Regions from separate parts of the Homo sapiens genome. Here region 1 is linked to region 2. Evidence: read pairs that join two places in POLR2A ChIA-PET (ENCODE). Cell type or tissue: OCI-LY7. All regions are shown on one strand. Links, peaks and the distances in the headings refer to the core of each region. The heading gives the core; the rest is flanking DNA. Region 1 overlaps SGMS1 (sphingomyelin synthase 1). Region 2 has its middle 23 kb from the start of SGMS1-AS1.

Region 1 (11,922 bases), core at 1,276-9,275, 52 kb before region 2:
AAAGCATATATTCACAATCTTTCTTAATAGTACCATTAATACTATAATCATTATTACCAATTACTATAATTACTATTAGTAATTATACTTCTCTTGTAGACACAATAACCCTTAATGTATTTTTGCCATTTATATACATACATGCACTTTATTTTTTCCTTCTTCCTCAAAAGAGCACACTGTTCACTAACAGAAGGAAAACAAGCATCACACTGCATCGCTGGCGATTTGTAACCTCTCCATAATGAAAGGCAGTTATATTTGCTGTTGAGGATTTTCCTTTCATTTTTATAAAACGCAAAATACACTAGAATATAATGCCACAGACACAGCTCCGCAAATAAAGATGGAAGCAGCATCAAAACTACAGTTGGGGAGAACGTGACATCTCTGCATGATGGCCCTACTTGGCGCTTCATCTGCTAATCACCAGAATTCTGTAGACACAGAGAGTTAGCAGTATCAATGACTAACACGCGAAGTACTGGTGTACAAAAGCCTAAAGAAAGCCAGTCTGGAACCCCGTGCACCTGGCTCTCAGGCCTATCTCCTCCACTTTTTAGCTTCATTAAAAATGGAGAGAACCTCTTCCGGCTGCTTCCTCACCTGAGGGCTGCAACACCTGCTCACAAGGATGTTGGGATCCACAAAGGGGAGATGGTGCGACTCACTGCCTCACAACCCAGAACACTTAGACCCCCAGGAATACTCACTAAGAAGTTATGCCAAGAGCCAAACAAAGCTAAAGAAAAATAAACATGACATAGCTTCCAGAAACATCAGTGTTACTCAAAGATTTTGGTGAGGGAAGGTTAAGTAAATGAATCAATAATTTAAAAGTTGTTAACATTAAAACAAGTATAAATTATGGATTAGAATGTAATCGTTGCATAGATTTTTAAGCTAAGGCCCCTGTCCTTGCTTGCCTAGGTCATTTTTGGCCATGCTCTTAGATGTGGGGGTGAGTAGCAAGGGGTGGACCCTTCTCTCCTTTTTCATTAAAGATGGTCTTGGGAAAAAGTATGGGGCTGAAACAGATTTTAATATCACAATGGCCCTTCATGTGGAGAATTCTCTTCAAAATCAAGAGTCTCAGATTGTTGCCAGATCTAGGTACACGTAGAATGAAGTCCAGGCACGTATCATCCCATCTCCCACCACAGATCCCGGCGCAAGTATTACTGAAGTTCCTTTCCTCATGGCCTTTCCCGCCCACTCCCCTGCCTCAGGTACGTTCTTGTCAGGCAAGCTCAGGCCACTCAAATACTCAGCTACATCACTGACATTTCTTTAAACCCATACTAATTGGTAACACATTCAGTATCTATAAAACTTTTCATTTAAATGGATGGCTGCACTATTACTAAAGAAAAATGAGCTCGCCAATTTAGTTTGTCTCTAAAAAAATGTTTACTGTGAAATATACTATATTTAAAAGTGCGTTTAACTGTGGTAGCCAGCCTCCAAGATGGCCCGTGGTGATATCCGCCTCCCAGTATTCATGCGCTTGTATAGTCCCGTCCCACTTGGAACAGGGCTGGCATGTGGGAACCACTACAATATTGCTGAAATGCTGGCGTGAGACTGCAAAAGTCCAAAGACTCCACCTTCCATCTCTGTTTTCGGAGGGAAGCTGGCTGTTCTGATATGAGGACACGCTCAAGAAGCTCTGCAGAGATACACGTGGGAAAGAACTGAGGCCTCTTGCCAAGAACCAGCAAGGAACTGAGGCCTCCTGGCAACAGCTATGTGAGTGAGCCATCTTGGAACCAGATCCTTCAGCCTCAGTCAAGCCTTCAAATAGATGGCAGCAGCTTCAGTTGACATCTTGACTGCAACCTCATGAGAGACTGCGAGTCAGAACCACCCTGCTTAGCTGCTCCCAAATTCCTGGCCTACTCATGGAATCTAAGTGAGATGACAAATGTGTATTATCGTTTTAAGGTGCTAAGTCTTGAGGTTTGTTATGCAGTGATAAGTAACCTATCAACATATATAGGTGTAAAGAATAATAAAATAAATCTCATGTACCTAATACCAGTGTTTAAATTTTTTTTTCTTTTTTTGGAAGCCGTGTGTGTGTGTCTTTCCTGATTGCATGTCTCCCAATCATCCTTCACCACCACTTCCACCACCAAGATTCACCACTAGCCTGAATTTTGAGTCAATCATTCCTTGGCTCCTCTTTATGGTTTTGCCACATATGTGCTATCAATATGTTGTTGTGATTTGCTGATTCTAAGCCTACTATGAATGAAACAATACGGTATGTGCTCTTCTAGACTTGCCTCTTAAGATTTTGAGATTCATCCCTGTTGACTCATGTGGCTTTAGTTCATTCATTTTGTCACCACGATACAGTTCTCATTGTGTGAACATACCCACAATTTACTGTTCTGTTCTACTGTTGGGGACCCTCTGGGGATTTTGCAATTTTCTGCTACTTTGAATAATGCTGCCATTTACATTCTACTGTGTGTCCTCTGGTACACACAGGCAAGAATTTCTCCAGGGTATATACCTAGGAGAGGAGAGCTGGACTACGGATTGCACGTGTTCAACTCCTCTAATGCCAAATTGTTTTCCAAAGTGGTTGTGTACAATTGACTCTTTAGCCGCCTTTCCAGTTTCTCTCCAAATAAGAGGCATGCTTGTTTTGCCAATTACCAGGAAAGCTTTCAACCAACAAAAGGGAAAGCTTTTCCTATTTGCAGCATCACTACTACAAATAAATAGTACTCCAAAGCAGTGACCTAGACAGCTGGAACATATTAGTCACACGACATCAGTACAGACTTCAGAATAATGATGCAAACCCAGCCAACACCACACACTGCCCATGGGTATAAGTCAAATTTGATTTCTAGACATACAGTAAATTCAGAGGCTGTTTTCTTCCTGGTAGATTCACATACTATGGGCCCACCTGACTGGTATCTTCTTGAAGGAGAAAAAGAGTAATTCACATGCAACCCAGCCAAATTCAAGATTAAAACAGGAGAATCAAATAATTTCTGTGAAATAATGGAATATCTATGTGTGTTTTTTTAAACAGGCAGTTGGTTAGGTTTTTTAATATTTTTACCTATAAAATTGTTATTTATTACACTTGATTTTATTTATAGTAATTCTACAAAAAATTCTCAATTATTTTCTCTATAAAAAGCTGTCCTTTATAGGTTTAGTTAATCCAGTTTCTTAGATGAAAATAGTAATTTTTACAATTTAATCTGCATTTCTAGGAAAAATGTGATAGCAAATGTTTTTATCAGCATGAAATACAAATAATGAGAAATTATCTCAATTTGAGTAGGAAGGAAAGAAGAAATGTTATCATAAATTTAAAAGAGACTCATATGTCATGGGAAGAAACAATGGCAGTAGATAATCAAAATAAGTTCATTTCAACTCAACCTCCTGACAGTTCTCGTCTTTTTAAAATCATTTATCCCGACAAGGTAGAAACTGTTTATTCCCATCTTGTAGATGGAAGAAACTGAGGTACAGGAAGGAATTCAGTTATGCAGTCACACAGCTGATAAGTGGTAGAACAAGGATTTAAACCCAAGCAGTTTACTCCAGAGCCCATATTCTTAACCACCACTCTGGACAGCTTCTTCAGTCCCCCAAGACAAGTCAGAAGGCCCTGCAATGGTGATGATAGTAGCTACCAGTTAATAAGCATCTACAATGTCCTAAGCACTTATTAAGCACTCTACTGCATACTGCATTCTTTTTTTTTTTTTGAGATGGAGTCCCGCTCTGTTGCCCAGGCTGGAGTGCAGTAGCACGATCTCGGCTCACTGCCACCTCCACCTCCCAGGTTCAAGCAATTCTCCTGTCTCAGCCTCGTGAGTTGCTGGGACTACAGGCGCACACCACCATGCCTGGCTAACGTTTTTGTGCTTTTAGTAGAGGCAGGGTTTCACTGTATTAGTCAGGCTGGTCTCAAACTCCTAACCTTAGGTAATCCACCAGCCTCAGCCTCCCAATGTGCTGGGATACAGGCATGAGCCACCATGCCCAGCCTACTGTGTTATTTCTAATTCTCTCCACATCTCTACCGGGTATGTATTATTCCCATTTTATAGGTGAAGAATCACAGGCTCTGAGAGTTTAAGTAACTTGGCCAAAATCACATAGGCAGTAAAATAAAATGGTGGAGACACCACTTGAACCTATTGTTGACTTCAAAGTTCATGCTGTTTCCACAGTGGGCCTTTTAGACAAAATAAAACCATCTAATTTCAGGGCTTGTGGTAGGCAAGTGTGACCTTAAGGTCCTGGAAACAGTCCCCATGAAGGAAACAGATGCCATATTGGGGGAAGGTATGCCAGTGTTCCTAGTGACAGTAGCTTTCATGCCCCCATCACAATGAGACTGAGGCAGAGTGGGTGCCGATAAGAGCAGAGGACTCAGTCAGAAGACGACTGGGTTCCACTGGGCAGGGCAACTGGCCTCTCAGGCACAATGTTTTCCTCTGCAAAATGTGGATATCTTTTATTTCAAAGGGTTGCTGTGAGGATTAGAGAGACTAACACCTGGCACACAGCAGGCATCAGATGTATGCTTGGCAATGGCAAGATTAAGAGAAAACAAGCCCCAGCAATCTAGCAGGAAATAGCAGGGAGGTAATTTTAAACATTTTCTTGCTTCCATATATAAAGCCTCACATAATTCAAGATGGATGATTCAATAATTTTTAAAAGATCTTACTTGTATCACGATTTTTTTTTTTTTTTTTTGAGACAGAGTTTCGCTCTTGTTGCCCAGGCTGAAGTGCAATGGCACGATCTCAGCTCACCGCAACCTGCGCCTCCCTGGTTCAAGCGATTCCCCTGCCTCAGCCTCCCGAATAGCTGGGATTACAGGCATTCACCACAACACCTGGCTAATTTTTTGTATTTTCAGTAGAGACAGGGTTTCGCCATGTTGGCTAAGCTGGTCTTGAATTCCTGACCTCAGGTGATCTGCCCACCTCGGCCTCCCAAAGTGCTGGGCTTACAGGCGTGAGCCACCACGCCCAGCCCAATTTCTTTTTTACTAATATGATAGCTTCCACATTCTGGCCTACTGTAAGCACAATAACCTTGCTAACTAGATCAACCCTTTATGATATCATTTTTTACATAAACATTGGAGCTGGAATGGACTCAAAGTAAAACATTTGGCACATTTAACCTTTCTGTTACTGACTAGAAAAGTGGCCAGGGAGGGAGAGAAACCACCTCAGGTCAGTATGAGGTGTTTGAAGAACACAGAAGCAGCTATTGCTAACATTTACTCAGAATACATCATGAGCCAGATCTCCTGCTCAGCATGTTTCCTGCATTCTCTCTTAAAACCCCTCACTCAACAACCCTGAGAGAACATATCATAATACAGATCCCTATTTAACAGAAAAGGAAATTGATTCATACACTGACTTGCTTAAAGTCAGTGACTGCTAGTCCCACAGACTAGCAGATGGGTACAACTGGCTCGTTGCACATGGTAGGCACTCAGTATGTTTTGAACATGGGGTCTTTATTTTCTCCACCACAAAAATAAAAAGCACTACTAATTCCACAAAGATTTTAAGGATAAAATGAGATTAGGTACACAAAGTCCCTGGCTCAGTGCTTTGACCTTGGCATATGCTGCGGTAGGTGAGCAACAATGCTGATATAAAAAGGCATAATAACCACCTGGAACAAGGTTATGATAATGACAATGAGCATAACACATATCGTAATGGGCACAAGATGTATGAATGCCAAACAAACACATGAAAAGATGTTCAATATCATTAATCATTAGGGAAATGCAAATCAAAATCATCATGAAATACCATTACACACCTATTAGAATAGCTGAACTGCATAAACTGAAAATATTAAATGCCAGCAAAAATACAGGTCAACTAGGACTTTCATATTCTGCTGCTGGGAATGCAATGGGTGAATACATATGCAAACCATGGCACATCCATACAACAGAATACTAGTTAGTAATAAAAAGGAACAAACCTTTGATACACACAATGTGGATGGATGTCAAATGCATTATGCTAAGTGAAAGCTAGTCTCAAAAAGTCTGTATAATCCCACTTACATAATAGTCTTACAAAGAAAAAATTATAAAGGCAGAGAACAGATCAGTATTGCCAGGAGTTCAGGAGGAAAGAGGATTTAAACTACAAAAAGGCAGCACCAGAGAATTTGAAGGGTGAGGAAATTGTTCCGTATGCTGTTTGTAGTGGTGGTTGCGTGAATTAATGTCTGTGTTAAAATTCACAGAACTGGCCGGGCGTGGTGGCTCACATCTGTAATCCCAGCACTTTGGGAGGCCGAGGCAGGTGGATCACCTGAGGTTGGGAGTTCGAGACCAGCCTGACCAACCTGGAGAAACCCTGTGTCTATTAAAAATACAAAATTAGCCAGGCTTGGTGGTGAATGCCTGTAATCCCAGCTACTCAGGAGGCTGAGGCAGGAGAATTGCTTGAACCCAGGAAGCGGAGGTTGCAGCGAGCTGAGATAGCACCACTGCACTCCAGCCTGGGCAACAAGAGTGAAACTCCGTCTCAAAAAAAAAAAAAAAGAAAAAAAAATTCACAGAAGTTGCTACACACTGAATGCTTGTGCTCCCCTCCCCCGCCCCGCCCCACAAAATTCATATGTTGAAACCCTAGTCCCCAGTGTGACGGTATTCAGAGAGGACTCCTTTGGGAAGGTCATGAGCAGGGAGCCCTCATGATGGGATTAGTGCCCTTATCAGAAGAGACAGGACAGAGAGAGATGACTTCTCTCTCTGGATGTGAGGATACAGTAAGAAGGCATCCATCTATGAAGCCCAAGAAGGGCCCTCACCAGAACCCAATCATGCTAGCTGGCACCCTCGGACTTCAAGTTTGCAGAACTCTGAGAAATAAATGGCTGTTGTTTAAGCTACCCAAGCTATGGTATTCTTGTTACAGCAGCCCAAACTAACTAGGACAGAACTATACACTTCCAAAAAGTGAATTTTACTGAATTTTAAGTTTTTAAAATTTAAAAATTACTAAAAAGTAGCATTTAAAAATCATAGAAATAACTGATGGGTCTTGGTGAATGGCTGGATATCTGACAGTTGTGGAGAAGGGGTGAAATGTGAGGGTCATATAGCTCTGAAGTTCCTTGCCAAGGGAACAATCATGGGACAGGAGACCATCAGGAGTCAGGGTATCAGAAATAAACAGAGGCTCTAAGAAGTACTGAGGGTCAAGGACCTTGGTTTCCAGACTGATTTCACCAAATGAGTGACTCCATGAAATTATGCAAGCCACATCACCTCCCAGAGCCTTAGTTTACCTACCTCTAAAATGAACAATGAAGCATGTGATCTTGAAGGTCTTTTCCTGCAACAAACATTCTAAAGTCAATTTTTCAAAAGCTATTGAGTCTAGGAAGACAGCAAAACAAATAAGGAGAAATACCCAGACAGGAAAAAAAAATAGTATACATCTGCACAAATATCACCAGAGAATAAAATAAAGTGAAACCATCAACATGTCTGAATGGTAAAGTGAGGTGATGAAAGTAGCCAATAGCAGAGAAAAGATAAGAGACCCAGAATACCACTCCACTGTATAATGGAAGCCAAGAGAAGAGAGCTTTCACAGGGGCTGGGGACAAGAGAGCTGGAATAACTCAAGAATCAAATGCTGAAACAGACAAAAAGAATGAGGACTGATAAAACAACAAAACTATACAGATTTTCATGTGATCAACAGAGTGACTGCAAAAAAACAGTAACAAAAAAACAGTAACAAAAAAGCTCCCATCAAAAACTTGCATGTTGTCTGCATATCTTGGTTGTGTCCTAACTGCTTTTGCCCTTGCATTTTCAGTCTCACTCTGCCTTCTTCATCTTTGCTGCTAAGAATATAGAATTTAATAAAACACGTAGGAACAGTTTCCCTGCAACAGCCCACTTCAGAGGCTGTAATTTTCAAAATTTAGAAATTCCTGGAAATTAAGAATATGACTGTTAAGTGCTGGGAGCCTTTTTTTTTACTTGTCCTACTTAAGTTTATTCAAAGACTCCAGAATTCTAGGAGAGAAGAAACCATTGCATTAACAGAATGGGATGTATACTTACGAAGTACTTAACGTTAACTTAAGAAGCACTAAGAATGCCTGTAATCCCATGACTGTGGGAAGCCGAGGTGGGCAGATCACGAGGTCAAGAGTTCGAGACCAGCCTGGCCAACATAGTGAAACCCCGTCTCTATTAAAAATACAAAAATTAGCTGGGCATGGTGGCACGTGCCTAAAATCCCAGCTACTCAAGAGGCTGAGGCAAGAGAATTGCTTGAACCCAGGAGTCAGAGGTTGCAGTGAGCCAAGATTGCACCACTGCACCCCAGCCTGGGCGACAGACCAAGACTGTCTCAGAAAAAATTTTAAAAAAGAAAGAAAGAAAGAAGTACTAAGATTTTATTATTGTCACTTAGTCTGTCAGGCAGGGAAATAGCTTGAAGTCAACAATATTCCCAAACTGACCAACTGAAATATGACAAATCCTTCATCTCTATCCAGAGTGGGCCTCAGGACACTATTTCACATGCTTCAAGCTATTTCAGCCAAGTGACCCCAAGGCGGCATATAACTCTGAGCACTTAACCAGAACCAGAGGATTGGGGAAATTAACAGTTACAAAGAATGCCCACATGCAAAGTTAACACAGAGTAAACTTTTCAAACACAATTACTTTTGCCAACTTTTCTTTCTGATGATTACATGTAAAAACATCAATTTCATATAACCTGGTTCTGCTGGTTATGAAAGAGGAGGGAAAAGAGAAGGGCACTTGCTTGGGCTTGAAGTCTGGTTATACCACTATCAATTTACTAACTTTGAGCAAATGTATTTACTCCTTTTTATCTCCTATTCTGCATCTACAAAATGGGGACAATCACATTCTCCATCTAGCACTCAGGCTATTAGTGACACGCCCAGATGAGATCATGTCTGTGGAAGCACTCAAGGAGAATGCAAATACAAATAGAAGGTGTTATTACTGCTATTCTATATGGGGGAAGGGGAATGAATATATTTTGAACACCCAATCACATCCCAGCTGCCTCTTTCAAGTCAACCATATGCTTCTCTCCCATCAACAGCTGGGCTGTTGAGCAGATGCCAAATTGATGGAGACAGAAAGGTGCTGAAAGAGAATGCTTCTGTTACCCAGCTTCAGTCCTCCTGGCTGGGTGAAGATAGAAAAGCCATTTCTTATCCATTTCTATTCCACTAACCTTTTTGAGAGTCTTCTATGTGTCAGACACCATGCTGGACACTAAGAACACGTTAATTTTTGACAAAACAGGCTGTGTTCTCAAGCACATCCACTCTGGAAACCACTATGCAGAAATAGCCAAGAACCGAGTCTAGGAAGATGAGGACAAATCAGAGGAGAGAAGCAGGGGTGAGAGAGTAGAGCAGCAAGGAACCACAAAGGACAGGAAGGCAGATGAGAGGGCATGACAATAAAAACCCATGTGTTCAACTAGGACTCTCAGGTCTTAACCCATGGGCCAAGGAACCACAGACACATTTTTAAGCAGTGACTAACATGATCATCCTTGCAGTTTAGAAAGAGGACTGTGACTACAGTTGGGAAGATGAAATGAAGAAGGGCAGAAAATGGGCAGCTGTAGCAGAAATCCAGGCACCAAGTGATAGGGGCTCGAGAATGAGCTAATAAAAAGAGGTAAAATGAACTTGCTTGGTGACTGGAAGGATGCAGGGGTAAGAGGAATTGTAAATGATTCCTTGGTTCTGTCTTGATGACTAAGAGGATGTTGGACTTTTTCACAAGATACAGGAAGAAGTATGGATTTGGCAGGCAAGACAATTTCACATTTTACTTGTATCACTTGGTAAATGACCTCATGTAAAGGAAGTCACTTTGTACATTTGTGACCAACCAAAAAGTTTTAATTTTCTCATCATTTAGCTGCCTGTTTCAAATTTCCATAGACAAGAGGACCACTTAAGACAGAATGGAATGGCTAGGCAAGAACCCACTTCCACATTCTTAACCTCTTGTAGCCAAAGTGAGAACATACCTGACATGAGAACTGAAGCTCAGAAAGGTTAAGTGGCTTACCCTAGGCCTTGCAGCCAATAAAAGAGGAATTAAATTTTAATCCAAGATGGTCTGCTTCCACAGCATCAGCTCTTCTTCTAGCATGCTATTGTGCTCCATTAAGTAAGGGCCTAACACTACTCATCAGATGTAGTACAGGTTGGATACCCTCTTTCCAGAATGCTTGGAACCAGAAGTATTTTGGATTTCAGGAATTTTTGTGATTTTGGATTATTTGCATATACCTAATGAGATATTTTGGGAATGGGACCCAAGTCTACCCATTAAATTCATTTATGTCTCCTATCCACCTTCTACATATAGCCTGAAGGTAATTTTATATGCGATATTTTTAATAACATTGTGCATGCAACAAAGTTTTGACTGTGTTTTGACTGCAACCCATCACATGAGGTCAGGTGTGAAATTTTCCACTTGTGGAGTCATATTAGTGCTCAAAAAGTTTTGGATTTTGGAGCATTGCAGATTTGGGATTTTCAGATTTGGGATGCTCAACCAATACCCATTCTCTGGACACTTTATTCTTCTCCTGATACTCGCCTCTGATAACAGAGTTCAGGTAACTCTGAATCACCTTGTTTTAATCTCTCCAAACACTGTTCCCACTGCTGAGCTGTCAATCAATGATCCTGTCAGCCTAGAAAACCCTGCCCCATCTCTGCTTCTTCAAGTTCATTCCAATGCCTACTTCCAATAACCAGCCACTCTGTGGCTCTGCAAATGCAGGGAGAATGTTCTGCTTCCCACAGGAGCTACTTCTGAATTCACCTGTCCTACCTTATGTCATAGCATTTAAAGTTCTTTCAGGGTAGTCCTTATTTAACTCAGTCCTTATTTAACTAACACTTGTGTCACTGGCTGAACCAAGCATGATACTTCTCCCTGTTCAATATCTTTTTGTGTGTTATATCAGGGGAAGAAGGGAGAAGAAGGCTACTGGAGAAGATGCACAGTGTTTATTTGGAGCCTGCCTACTAAACACTTATCAGGCACTCTCCTAGGCATGAGAGGGCAATGACTGAGACAGCAAGGTCCCTGAACTTACACTGAAAATGTGATGTTTATTTTTCTAAATAAATAAATATGCACACATACATAAAGCAAACACATCAAAAAGTTAACATTTGATAAAACTGGAAGCTGGATATATATGCATTTATTGTATTATTCTCAGTAGGTTCCTGAACATTTAAAATATTTTAACAATAAAAAAATTTGTAATGAGAAGAAAATAAACATAAAGCCTCTACTCTCTGTGGAAAGAACTGCTTTGTCAGACTAACTTATTTCCAAAGTGCCAGGATAGAGAAAATTTTACAGTGATCTATTTTGTTTTTAACATCATGCTCCACAGCAGACAAAACAATCAGGAGAAAAGGTGAAAATGAACGAGTTTAGACAATGGAATTCAATTCAGCAACACAATGAGGTTCTCAGCCAGTCTAGGCTGTCTTCATTTCCAACTCCTTATCCTCTGCAATGTTAAATGATAAAATAAAATACCAGAAAAACATAACCACATTCTAAAACCTTTTGCCTCTGAAGAGGAAGCCCTAATAATAACCACTACCATTTTATTCTACATCTACAGTGTGCTGGGGTCTTACAAACATGATCCCCTAATAAACCTGTAGGATGAGCTTTTTACAGATGAGGAAGTTAAGATTCAAACAACTTAAGTAATTTCCTCAACATCCATTGGTTCCATTGCTGGTGAGAGGCCGGAGCCCAGGCTGCGCACCACCAGGGCTGAACCGTGGGTAACAGAGCTAGCTTCCAAATCTCTCTCT
Region 2 (11,922 bases), core at 1,767-9,766:
CCCGAGAGAAAATACAAACCTTTTCATTAGGGGAGACACCAAGCAAGAATGCCACAGTGTTAACAAGGGGTGGATGTTAACAGGTAAAATAACACTTTCCCCCAGATGAGCAGCCTGAGTTGATCTGCAGTTACAAAATTGCAGCCAGGTGTGGTTGCTCACGCCTGTAATCCCTGCACTTGGGAGGTCAAGGCAGGAGGATTGCTTGTGCCCAGGAATTTGAGGCCAGTCTGGGCAACATGGCAGAAACCCATCTCTACAAAAAGTACAAAAATTAGCCAGGTGTGGCATTTGCGCCTGTAGTCCCAGCTACTTGGGAGGCTGAGGTGGGAGGATTAATTGAGCCCGGGAGGTCAAGGCTGCAGTGAGCCATGATCGTGTCACTGTACTCCAGCCTGAGTGACAGAGCAAGACCCTGTCTCCAACAAACAAACAAAATAGACATCCAGCCAGGCACAGTGGCTCACACCTGTAATCCCAGCACTTTGGGCTGCCAAGTAGAGAGAATTGCGTCGTAGAGGGGAGGAATTGCTTGAGGCCAGGAGTTCGAGAACAGCCTGGGCAACATATGAAGGCCCCCGTCTCTACAAAAAATAAAAATAGCCAGACATGGTGGCATGCACCTGTCATCCTAGCTACTCAGGAAGTGGAGGTGGGAGGATCTCTTGAGCCCAGAAGTTGAAGGTTACAGTGAGCTATGATCACACCACTGCACTCCAGTGTGGGCTACAGAGTAAGACCCTGCCTCTAAAAAAAAATAAATAAAATAAAATAAAATGTAAATTAAAAGGAAAAAAGAGTAGACACCCTAAGCCCATGGGAAAAAATCTGGTATTGGAAACTGAGTGACAGACTCCTCACATTTAGGTAGAAAAATTGTTGAACTAAAATGTACAGCAGGTCCTTGAATAATGTCATCGTTCAATGTCATTTCATTATAAGGTTGATAAGAAAAATATCCATTTTCAGCAAGCGCCACTGTCTGAGTGGAGTTTGCACATTCTCCCCATGTCTATATCAGTTTCTTCCAGGTACTCCTGTTTCCTCCCATATCCCAAAGATGTGCCCATTAGGTTCATTGTTGTTTCCAAATGGTCCCAGTGTGAGTGTGGTTTTGTGTGAGCGCACCCTGTGATGGGCTGGTGTCCTGTCCAGGGATAGTTCCTCCTGCCTTGCACCCTGAGTGAGTTCTGGCCACCTGAGACCCTGAACTAGAATAATGGGGTAAATAATCATCTTAGTTGTTTTTATTTATCTTTCTTAAATATATGTATAGCTCACATTTATTTCAATGTTTAATATTAGAAGTGTTTTGGGGCTTAGGAACTTAACATTAGTTTATATCAATTAGCCTATGGTCAGATTGGTTTTGTTGTACATCATTTCACTTAAAGTTGCAGTTCCCAAGAACCTATTGAGGATGTTAAGTGAGGACTTGCTGTATTCATAATGCCAATTTTCTTTCACTTAGGTACAATTTGGTCAGGTATTAGGATTTGCCTCCCAGGCACTGTAAGTTAGATGAAGAAGGCTATTCTAACTGGAACATATATCTGTTACATAAGTGATATAAACAAAAATTGAATCGTTATTAAGCAAAATTCCATTTTTAAATAAAATGCTCTAATGATTAATCACGTTTATTTTCTTCAGTTATCTACATTGAAAGAGCATCACATTGGCTAGGTCTAAATAACTGTAAAGCAGCAGTTTGCAACCCTGGCTATATATTAGAGCCATGAGGGAAATATAAAAAGTACTCATGCCAGCTTAAGAAACTCTCATTTCATCAACAAAGGAAGGTCCAGGTTTGGGTATTTATTTTCTAGAGGGATATCACCATTCACTGGCTAAGTGAAACAGAATTGTTAGGTTTAAGAGGAAATTATCAGCAGCTGTGAGGTTGCCACTAAACTTAGAAACCTGTAAACCTTTAAAGTTCACAACCTTGGCTTCTTCTTTCAATCAATTGGGAGCTTGTAAAAATCCCAACATCCAGGCTGCACCTTAAACCAATTAAAACCTTTGGAGGAGGAATTTAGGCATTAGTCTTAAAATCTTTGTAGCTGAAATTGAGAAACACAGCTAATGGGTGGCTTTACTTTTAGAGATGTCCTACAAGAATTAGAAGAGCAGATGTTCAGATCTTTGGTTCTCATGAACACTGATCAACCAAAAGATTTCTTTAAATTTTTTGCTGAGCCTCATTGATTCAGTTCTGTTAGCTGCCATTCTTCAGCTAAAGTTTGTGAAAAGATCCTGGTTACTTAAGGGTACAGGTCATTTCAATAACTATAATTTGAGATAGTAACTATCTCTGGAGTCTCTGCTGCAAATTCATCAAGATTTGGTTGTGGCTAAGTTGTGAAGCACCATCATCTCAGCATTGACCCAAATTAGACCTTGGTAGGGAATTTTAAGACTATAATTTACTGCATCCTTGTGCAATTAAAGGATAGCACTCTCTATCTTATGAAATAGGCTGTAATGAATGGAAAGAGGTCTTATTTTAAACATATTGCTATATATATGACCTAATTAAATTTGCAAACAATTCGTTATTTTAAGGAACAACTAGCTATGTATAGCATTAAATCTATTATAGAGTCTCCATTTTTTAAAAGAAATATTTCTTTGTAAATAAGTGAAATTTTCTAATAGTACCAAGCAATTTGCCACAGGCATTGTTCTGAGTTGCTTTTGTTCTTTTCAAAGCAGTCAATACATTAAAAACCCTGAAAATCATTTTAAACCCAATTTATTCAAATTCACTAGCAGGCCATAAATACAGCTTTTTCTGTGAACAATAATGAAAACAAAAGAGCACCCCATTAAGTGAAGCTATCCAATGAAAACTTGGATTTCAAACTCAGAGAAAGGAAAACAGGGATAGAAATGCACTCCACTTTAATGTTTACCTTTAACATGGATGAGGAAACTGGGAAGTAAATCTAGATGACTCTGTGGCTTCCACATCCTGTGGGAGCCAACCCAGGTGCTTTAAGTCTCTCTTTCAACCTGCTGTCCTTTCAGGAGCTGGTATCCTCCCCTCTCAAATCTTACCTTTAAAGATAAATTGATTAAGTACTGTTTATTTGTTCCTTAATAGGAAGTTCATTTTTTTGAATGAAACTCCTTCCAAGGATTTACATGTTAAGACTTATCTTTACTATTCTTATAATAATTGTTGTTGTTGTTTAAAAGGAGCTGTGATATCCTGAAGGAAGTGAAGTAACTTTGTATCAGTGGATTTTTCTGGACAACTGTACTCCCAGAGTTGTCCAGAAAAAAAATATACACTTTATATACACTTATATCTTAAAGAGAAATAAAAAACTATTCTTAAAATGGCTTGAAAATACCAGTTGAGGGAAAAATGAATTTAGAGTATTTTTTAAAGGCCTAAATAAAAAGAGACTGCCCAGACTACCTGCTGGAATGAACGACTCAGAAATAAAAGATCTGGGGGCTTTTAGAGGCAGCAACTATTACGAATTCACAAGGGTAGTGAGAAATCTGTGGAGATGGTGGGACACAAATTAGACATTGATGGGATGGAAATTTTTCATTGTTAATTTTTCATTAACAATTCAAACTATCTGCATATTTGGTTTCACACAAACTGAAATTCTAGATGATTGACTTATTACACCTATGACAAATCGGATTTTAGGTTTTTGTTGTTTTTGCTTTAAGAAGATGCAGTCTTGGAAAAAATGGAGAAAATAGTTCCTCAGAGACAGAGACTTATTGAAGTCAGGAGATAGGAAGTTAATTTTGAGTAGTTTCAATCCATTTAGACAAGACAATCTACAATGGTTTGAATATTTGTCCCATCCAAAACTCATGTTGAAATTGAACCAACAATATGGCAGTATTGAGAAAGGGGCCTTTAAGAGGTGATGGGTTGTGAGGGGTCTACCATTAATGGATTAATGGCTTAATGGGTTTATGGACTATGGATGATCATGGAAGTGGGACTCGTGGCCTTATAAGAAGAGGAAGAGAGACCCAAGCTAGCACACTCAGCCCCCTTGCCATGTAATGCCCTTTGCCAAAGGGGGACTCTGCACAGAGTCCTCACCAGCAAGAAGGCCCTCACCAGTTGGTGTCCCTCAATCTTGGACTTCTCAGCCTCCGTAACTATAAGAAATAAATTCTTTTTCTTTATAAATTGCCCATTCTCAGCTATTCTGTTATAAGCTACAGAAAATGAACTAAAACACTATCCTTTTAACCTGAGCTTTAATAAATGTTAACTCTTGCTGCCCTTTTCCTAACTTTGTACATGAATAACTTCTTTGTAATACCCCATAGCTTCTCTCCAGACTTGGCTTCTTCCAAGACTGCTGACCCCAGGATTTAAAAGCCTATCTTCATCTGTAATCCCCACATTCTGGGAGGCCAAGGCAGTCCAATCACCTGAGGTCAGGGGTTCAAGACCAGCCTGGCCAACATGGTGAAACCCTGTCTCTTCTAAAAATACAAAAAGTTAGCCAGGCATCGTGGTGCATGCTTGTAATCTCAGCTACTTGGGAGGCTGAGGCACGAGAATCACTTGACCCTGGGAGGTGGAGGTTGCAGTGAGCTGAGATCACGCCACTGCATTTTCCAACCTAGGTGACAGAGTGAGACTCCGCCTCAAAAAAAAAAAAAAAAAAAAAAAAAGAGAAAAAAAAATAAAAGCCTATCTTATTCTCTTCTCCTTTCAGCATGGTCATTGCCTCTAATTCAGAGCCTCCTTTTTTACTCTTTGCAGTCTGGCAGCTGCCACTACCAACCTGATAACATTGCTCCCTGGAGGAGACGTTGAGGACCATTTCCCCAGAAATGTGAGCTAAAACCAAACTGCTAAAAGACATTTTTTGCTGGGTGTTGTGGCTCATTTCTGTAATCCCAGCACTTTGGGAAGCTGAGGCAGATGGATTGCTTGAGCCCAGGAGTTTGAAACCAGCCTGGGCAACATAGTAAGACCCTGTCTCTACTAAAAATAAAAATAATAAAAAAGGACATTAGCTGGGTGTGGTAGTGTGCCCCTGGAGTCCCAGCTATTTGGGAGGCTGAGGTAGGAGGATTGTTTGGGCTTGGAGGGTGAGGCTGCAGTAAGCTATGATTGCACCACTGCACTCCAGCCTGGGCAGCAGAGTGAGACCCCATATCAAAAAATAAATAAATAAAAATAAAAGACATTTTTAAGATATGTAATGAAGGGAGATGGTTGGGGAGGAGAGGAAGACAAAAGATACAACTCCGGGGGATGGTGGAGGTTTACCAAGAGGAGAAACCAGCAAGACACACAGTGGGAACAACCATGAGGGAAGAGGTGACTGAGGGACTGTATTGTTACTGCAGCCTCGGAAGCAGCAAACATAAAAAAGTTACCCTTTCTGCCCCACCCAAGCTCAGAGCCTCCTCACTGATTTTCCTACTCCCAGGCCCTCCCAGTGCCACTGTGGTTCACACTGAGCACTGGTCCTGGGGTCCTAGCAGTCATCATTTTACACAATTTGATCCTGTTCAGCTCTTCTGGTTTTGTCTCTCTTTCTTTCCTTCTTCTGAAAGTCTAGCTGGAGAAAATAACTCTCCATACCCCGGAACACACACCGCGTTTTCCCATCTTTAGCTCTCTGCTCACTAATGACTTCCCCTCTAATGTCCATCCCCATCATATCATCTCCACCCACCCAAGTCCTACCCATAAAAGGAGAAAAAAAAAAAGAAAAAAAGAAGCAGAGTCTCATTCCATCTCCCAGGCCAGAGTACAATGGTGCAATCACAGCTCACTGTGGCCTTGACATCCTGGGCTCAAGCTATCCTCCTACCTCAGCCTCCTGAGTAGACGGGACCACAGGCAGGCACCATGCCTGGCTAAATTTTTTTTTTCTTTTTAGACAGAGTTTCACTCTGTTGCCCAGGCTGGAATGCAGTGGCTTGATCTTGGCTCACTGCAACCTCTGCTTCACAAGTTCAAGTGATTCTTGTGCCTCAGCTTCCTGGGTAGCTAGGACTACAGGTGTGCTCCACCATGCGTGGCTAATTTTTTTGTATTTTTACTAGAGATGGGGTTTCCCCCATGTTGGCCAGGCTGGTCTTGAACTCCTGACCTCAAGTGATCCACCCACCTTTGCCTCCCAAAGTGCTGGGATTACAGGCGTGAGCTACTACACCCAGCCCAATTTTTTAAAATATTTTTTTGTAGAGACAGGGTTGTTATGTTGCCCAGGCTGGTCTTAAACTCCTGGGCTCAAGCAATCCTCCCACTTCTGCCTCCGAAAGTGGTGGGATTGCTGGTGTGTGCCACCGTGCCCAGCCCCAGCTCAACTCCGTAATGGGTAAATGAATAACCAAATGATGGCTCCAGTACAATCTTGATCACAGTCACACGGCCTCAATTCTCAGTATGATCTGAAATCTGCCCATAGTGCTGCACTTTGAACAGATCAGCAGCACAGATTTTTCACTGATACCCACAGAAATTACCATAGTTTAGATTATCAGATGTCTAAAGGAACATACGTCCTCATAGTTCCCACACCCAAACACATTTTTTTGCACATACAGCAGTTATCAAAAAGTGCCCCAGACTTTTCTCCTGAGCTACAAATATACAATGCCCTGCCTGCCCTCCTATCCTTAGCTCTATATTTTCAGTTCTTTCTCTCTCATTTATTGATTTTAACACCTTTCTTGCTCTGGTTTATGTGATATTATCTTGTAGGGAATTAAGTAGATGCTTCCAATTAGATTCATTACAAGTTCCCTTAAGAAGCGATTAGGAAGGTAAGAGTCCCAAGCGGCTGGTTCCCTCAGTAATACCAGCAGCATTTTTAGGGTGCATGCCAATATCAGACCAGGTTTTAAGTGCCACATTACTCCTTTATCACCAAGGGATCCTTGGAAGCTTGCAAAACTGAGTGCAGCTGAGCATAAAGTAGTGTTTTATTGAATGCCTTATGTGGCAATTACAAAGAAAACAGAAATATGAATCCCTCATCAAAAGGCAGTTTAGGAGGGGTAGTCAATCAGTGCATGGACCCTGTAGTCTAATGGTACTGGCTTTAAATTCCAGTGCCAGCTATAGGATTTTGGAAAATTACTTAACTTCTCTGAGCCTGTTTTCTCATCTGCTAAATGGGGGTAATGGTATAGTAATAGCGCTTTGGGGAGAATTAAATTAATTAAATTAAATTAAATTAATTCAGCACAATACTTGGTACATAGAGTTCAAATAAATGGCAGCTATTATCATTACCATGAAAATTAAAATTCCAGTGAATCACATGACCTGCCTTCCATTTCCAAAACTACGACCTTTTAGTTGCTAAGTTATTTGTGAAGTCTATGGGCTTTAAGAAAGATGGCAAGAAGGGAAAGAGGGAAAAGGGAAGAAGTTTTCCTATTTTCCATGGGTCAGGTTTTCATTGCTACTGAACTCTTTATACAAGCATAATAGAGATAATATTTTGAAAATATTAATAGTTTTCTTTCCCTTTAGAAAACTGCAAACTCCACCTCCTGGGTTCAAGCAATTCTTCTGCCTCCAGAGTAGCTGGGATTGCGGCATGCACCACCACGCCCAGCTAATTTTTGTATTTTTAGTAGAGACAGGATTTTGCCATATTGGCCAGGCTGGTCTCAAACTCCTGGCCTCAAGTGATCTGCCCGCTTCGGCCTCCGTAAGTGCCGGGATTACAGTTGTGAGCCATCATGCCCAGCCATTCTATCCCCTTCTTTATATCTGGTTCTACTATTCAACTAATATAGCCTAAATACCTCCTTATTGGGGATAGAGGAAAACCTGATATAGAAGCAGTTCTTCCTGTTGGCCTGGTGGATTGTGGGAAAAATAACAGAAGGCAAATTGTAGCAAAAGCAAGTGGGCAGACACTTGTGTCCTGGCTTGCCTCCTCCGGGCCACAGTCTGGAAGAGGAAAGAAGAGGATATGGTACATAAACTGGGGGAGAGCCAGATGCAAAAGCAGAGGGGGCTTGTGCCCCAGTCCTAGCTCAGAACTCTGAGAAGAGACTGTGGTGTAGAATGGCTTACACCAACCTGGTGCTACCACAGAACAAGGAAGGCGGCAGAGAGGCATGGTTCCACAGAAAGAGGGCCTGTGTTCCCACTCCTAAACTTGCCTTTCCTCTTAAAAGGCATAGAAGGGCTCCAGAAGTTCCCAGACTCCCCCTGTAGAACCAGACAAGGTAGGTAACAGAATTGGCAGCTTCAGGACCTGCTATAATGGAGCCTCTGTAGTTAGGGGTGAGATAACACTAACGTCAAGGCCAGGGGCTAGAGAGAGGACCTGGCTGAACTCGGTGGCATCTGCAGTCCTGGCAAATGTAAGGTAGGGTGGGTCTAACTGAGCCTAGGAACAACACTGCACTTGGGGAAGACCACTGTAAGGCTGTGGGAACCTGACTGGATCAGCCACTTCAGAGCAGAGGCAGGAGATAGGATAGGCCCTGCACTCATATCAAGGCTCATCTCCCCCTACAGTGGGATCCACATGCCCAAACACCATCTGGTAGAGAAGTAGGGAATGAACAAAGGGGATATTGGAAAGATAGCTAATCTACCCTGTGTGGAAAAGAATGAACTTTGCACAAAGAGAAGTTAGGCCTTTGCTTCTGAGAGTATTTTAAGCCTTTGTAATGTCCTGCCTGATAAGATGGGGTTACCTGGCAGCCTAAGACCATGCCAGATAGTCTATGCTAATAATGTGATTATGGTGGGGCTTTAGGCCTTGCAATATCAACCCAACCTCTGGAAGGCTGGAAGCTAAGGTGGTCAATGGGTGGTCAACCATATCTACTGGTAGTCAACCATATCTATGTAACCAAGCCCCAGTTAAAAACTCTGGACACCAAGGCCCAAGTGAGTTTCCCTGGCTGGCAATACTCTGTGCGTATTGCCCAACATCATTGCTGGGAGGAATTAGCACTGTCTAGAGTTCCACTGTGATAGGACAACTAGAAGCTTGCACTTGCAACTCTCCTGGACCCTGCCCCATCATGCCTCTTCCCTTTGCTGATTTTCATTTCTTACTTTTCACTGTAATAAACCATAACTGCGAGTATAACAGTTTTCAGTGAGTTCTATCAATTATTGAACCTGAGGGTTGTCCTGGGGGACTCCTGATTTCCACAAACCCCAAAGAGACTGGGCCAACTGGAGTGAGTAAAGAAAGATTGCATCCATTAGAGCAAATCAAGAAGCCTCATTGTCTTATAGAATTTCAGTGGTGCTTTGTAAATATGTGACCCTACTACTCAAGCAAGTAAAGACTTCTTACCACTCCAAATAAGGCATGGATGAAGGAATCACAGCTAGCTAGTCTTTTTTTTTTTCAAACTAAAGAAGGGGACATGTGTACTGCCTTCAAACATTACAAAGCTATCGTATAAGAAAGGAACTAGAATTAGTGTTTGTCTAGCTGAAGGGTTATATAAAGCCCGGCTGGTGGAAGTTATAGAGGGCCAGGTTTCAGTTTAAGCACAAACTTAGTGACAACCAGAGGCCTCTAAAAAACACAAGCAGCTAACTCAAAGATAGCTGAGTTCCTCATCACCAGAGATCTTAGAGGCCAATGACCCCTTGTACTGAGATTGTGTATAGAATGAAAGTTGACTCAAACATCCTTTAAGTTACATTCCAAGCTGAAAGCCTGTGATTGAGAAGTAAGATAATGTGGCCAAATGTGAACAGTTGGTGGTGAGTCTACATATGGATGTTTATTCTTTCAACTTCTCTGTAGGTATGAAATTTTTAAAAAATTGGAAGCAAACAAAAAAGGAAAAAGAAACATTTTGGAAACTACCTGGTGGCTGGAAATTCTCAGTCATTTCTAAAAATAAACAGAAATTTATTTTCTCACAATTTAGGATTAGAGTCAAGGATAATGAGTATTGCGTCTGATGAAAATATGTGTTGGTTCCCACATTTTACCACTACCGGCACAGCTACGTTTTTAGTCCTTTTATATTTAGCAATTTCAATGGACTGAATTGTGTCCTGTTAAAATTCATGTGTTGAAACCCTAATTCCCAAGGTGACTGCATTTGGAGATAGGGCCTTTAAGAGGCCATTAAGATTTAAATAAGTCATAAGAGTAAGGCTCTAATTTGATAGGATTGGTAATCTTGTAAGAAGTGTCAGAGAGCGAGGCAGGATAGGGGAGAAAGAGGAAGACAGAAAGAGAAGGGGATAGAGAGAGAGAGAGAGATCTCTTCCCACCCTTTGAGAACACAGTGAGAAGGCAGCCATCTGCAAGCCAGGGAAAGAGTCCTCACCTGACACTGCTGCCAGACCTTGCTCTTGGACTTTCCAGCTTCAAGAACCATGAAAAAAAATAAATGTCTATTGTTTACGTTACTCCATCTATAGTATTTTGTTATGGCAGCCCTAGCACACTAAGACAATGACCTTTTAATGACTTATTGACTTATTTCCTGCCTGTGTAATATTATTCATATTACTATGGCTCTTATATACAATTAGGTATATACTTAAACCTTAGTATATTTATAGAAACAGACAAAGCATTAACAGTGCATTTCTGAAGATGTTTTTCAGATGCACTATCACGCAAGCACACAAGACAGCAGGTGATAGTGCCAGCAATTACTGCAGGATTGACTCCAAATCCCATCATCCTGGGAGGAACTGGCAAGAGAAGATCATGAAACTTGTCAATAGCATTGCTACTATACGAAATAAGAATGACCCAGATAGTTGATGAAACCAAGATTAGGATTTGCTGTAAACACTAGTGTCTGTACATATATTAATGTCTGAGGAGATAGGGTTGGAATTTTACAAATCATATTCGTTCAGAATTGTAAACATACAAAACGATTTTCCTGCTCTCTACTGGAGCAGCACCATCTGCTGGACCCACTCAAAATGCAAATTCTCCAACCCTGATGGAACTAAGCAAAGTCAGCAGCCTCCTCTACCTGCTCCTTTTCTGGACCCTAACATCCCCCTTCTTGTTTCCTGACACTGGCTGACACTTCCTTCCTGTGCTCATAAATATAGATTAGCTATTTATATTTCTTGTTTCCATTATGTTTCCTGCAGCTTTGTTCCCCGTGTATAATGTATGTTAGGAGAATGAATGTGAGGAATCTCTGTCAGGAGGTTTTTAATAAAAAAGGTCGTCTTTAATTTTGCAGAGAAGAACCTTGAAAGGGGAAGCTATTTCAAGGGTGTAGTCCTCCTTAAGCTCAGTTCTTTTCCCAAATACAGTGTGTGTGTGTGTGTGTGTGTGTGTGTGTGTGTGTGTGTTATCACTTGCCTAGTTTCCTGTCTCTATTTCTAACCTGTTGACCTCTAAGCTCCAAATTTCCCTCCTCCGACCTTTTCCTCTTTCCTCTTTCTCCTTTCTGGCTCCGCAGACTCTGAGGCTAAACCTGTTCTTAGCCAGAAGATGTGTAACAAGCTCCACACTCAATGCTAATCTATTGCTGATTCAGCCCTTGCCTTTACCCTGGTTCTAGCAGATTCTTACTGAACGCACTTCCCATACTCAACCCTCAGTTCCCTTAGTGAACTTTGCCTGTTTAACCTAATGCCTGAGTGCCTTCCTTAATTATCTGCCCAGATCCTCCATTTTTTTGTGGCTCTCATGGGGGAAAATGTTGGGAGAACAATTTGAATAAAAGAACATGCCAAGATTGCTGGGAGATGGTTGAAAAAAAATCAGTGATGGTGTGTAACACCATAACACAGCATTGAACTCCCTGGAGAGCCAACTCCAAGATGGAGACCAATGTGTAGGAGGTTTATTAGGGTGTTCCCATGTGGTCAACACCCATGGAAAGAAAGCAGGATGGAGCAGAGCTAGTAGTTGAACTGCAGCACAGCCTCAAAGCCTCAGGCGATCCTTCAGGGAGTTCTAAAAATAAGATAACCCTTCCAAG

What was found. Peaks named below come from ENCODE experiments on the same cell type or tissue, not always from the same donor. Only the 100,000 strongest peaks of a DNase experiment are listed, where the experiment ranks them.
Region 1: POLR2A ChIA-PET joins it to region 2 with 21 read pairs; 5 of 35 experiments call an interaction of 5 or more read pairs at or near these places.

What each region holds. Positions count from the first base shown.
Region 1 is chr10:50,591,448-50,603,369 of GRCh38, forward strand. All of the region lies in intron 1 of SGMS1 (sphingomyelin synthase 1), which reads right to left. Among named protein-coding and RNA genes, the nearest start is that of SGMS1, 27 kb to the right of the region's middle. In OCI-LY7, for the core only: no CTCF peak of the experiment used is centred there; no DNase peak of the experiment used is centred there.
Region 2 is chr10:50,642,481-50,654,402 of GRCh38, forward strand. No RefSeq gene overlaps it. Among named protein-coding and RNA genes, the nearest start is that of SGMS1-AS1, 23 kb to the left of the region's middle. RefSeq lists enhancers at 5,968-6,127, 6,148-6,297, 6,508-6,567. In OCI-LY7, for the core only: no CTCF peak of the experiment used is centred there; DNase peaks (open chromatin) are centred at 5,991, 6,311 and 9,501; H3K4me3 peaks cover 4,009 bases; H3K27ac peaks cover 7,410 bases.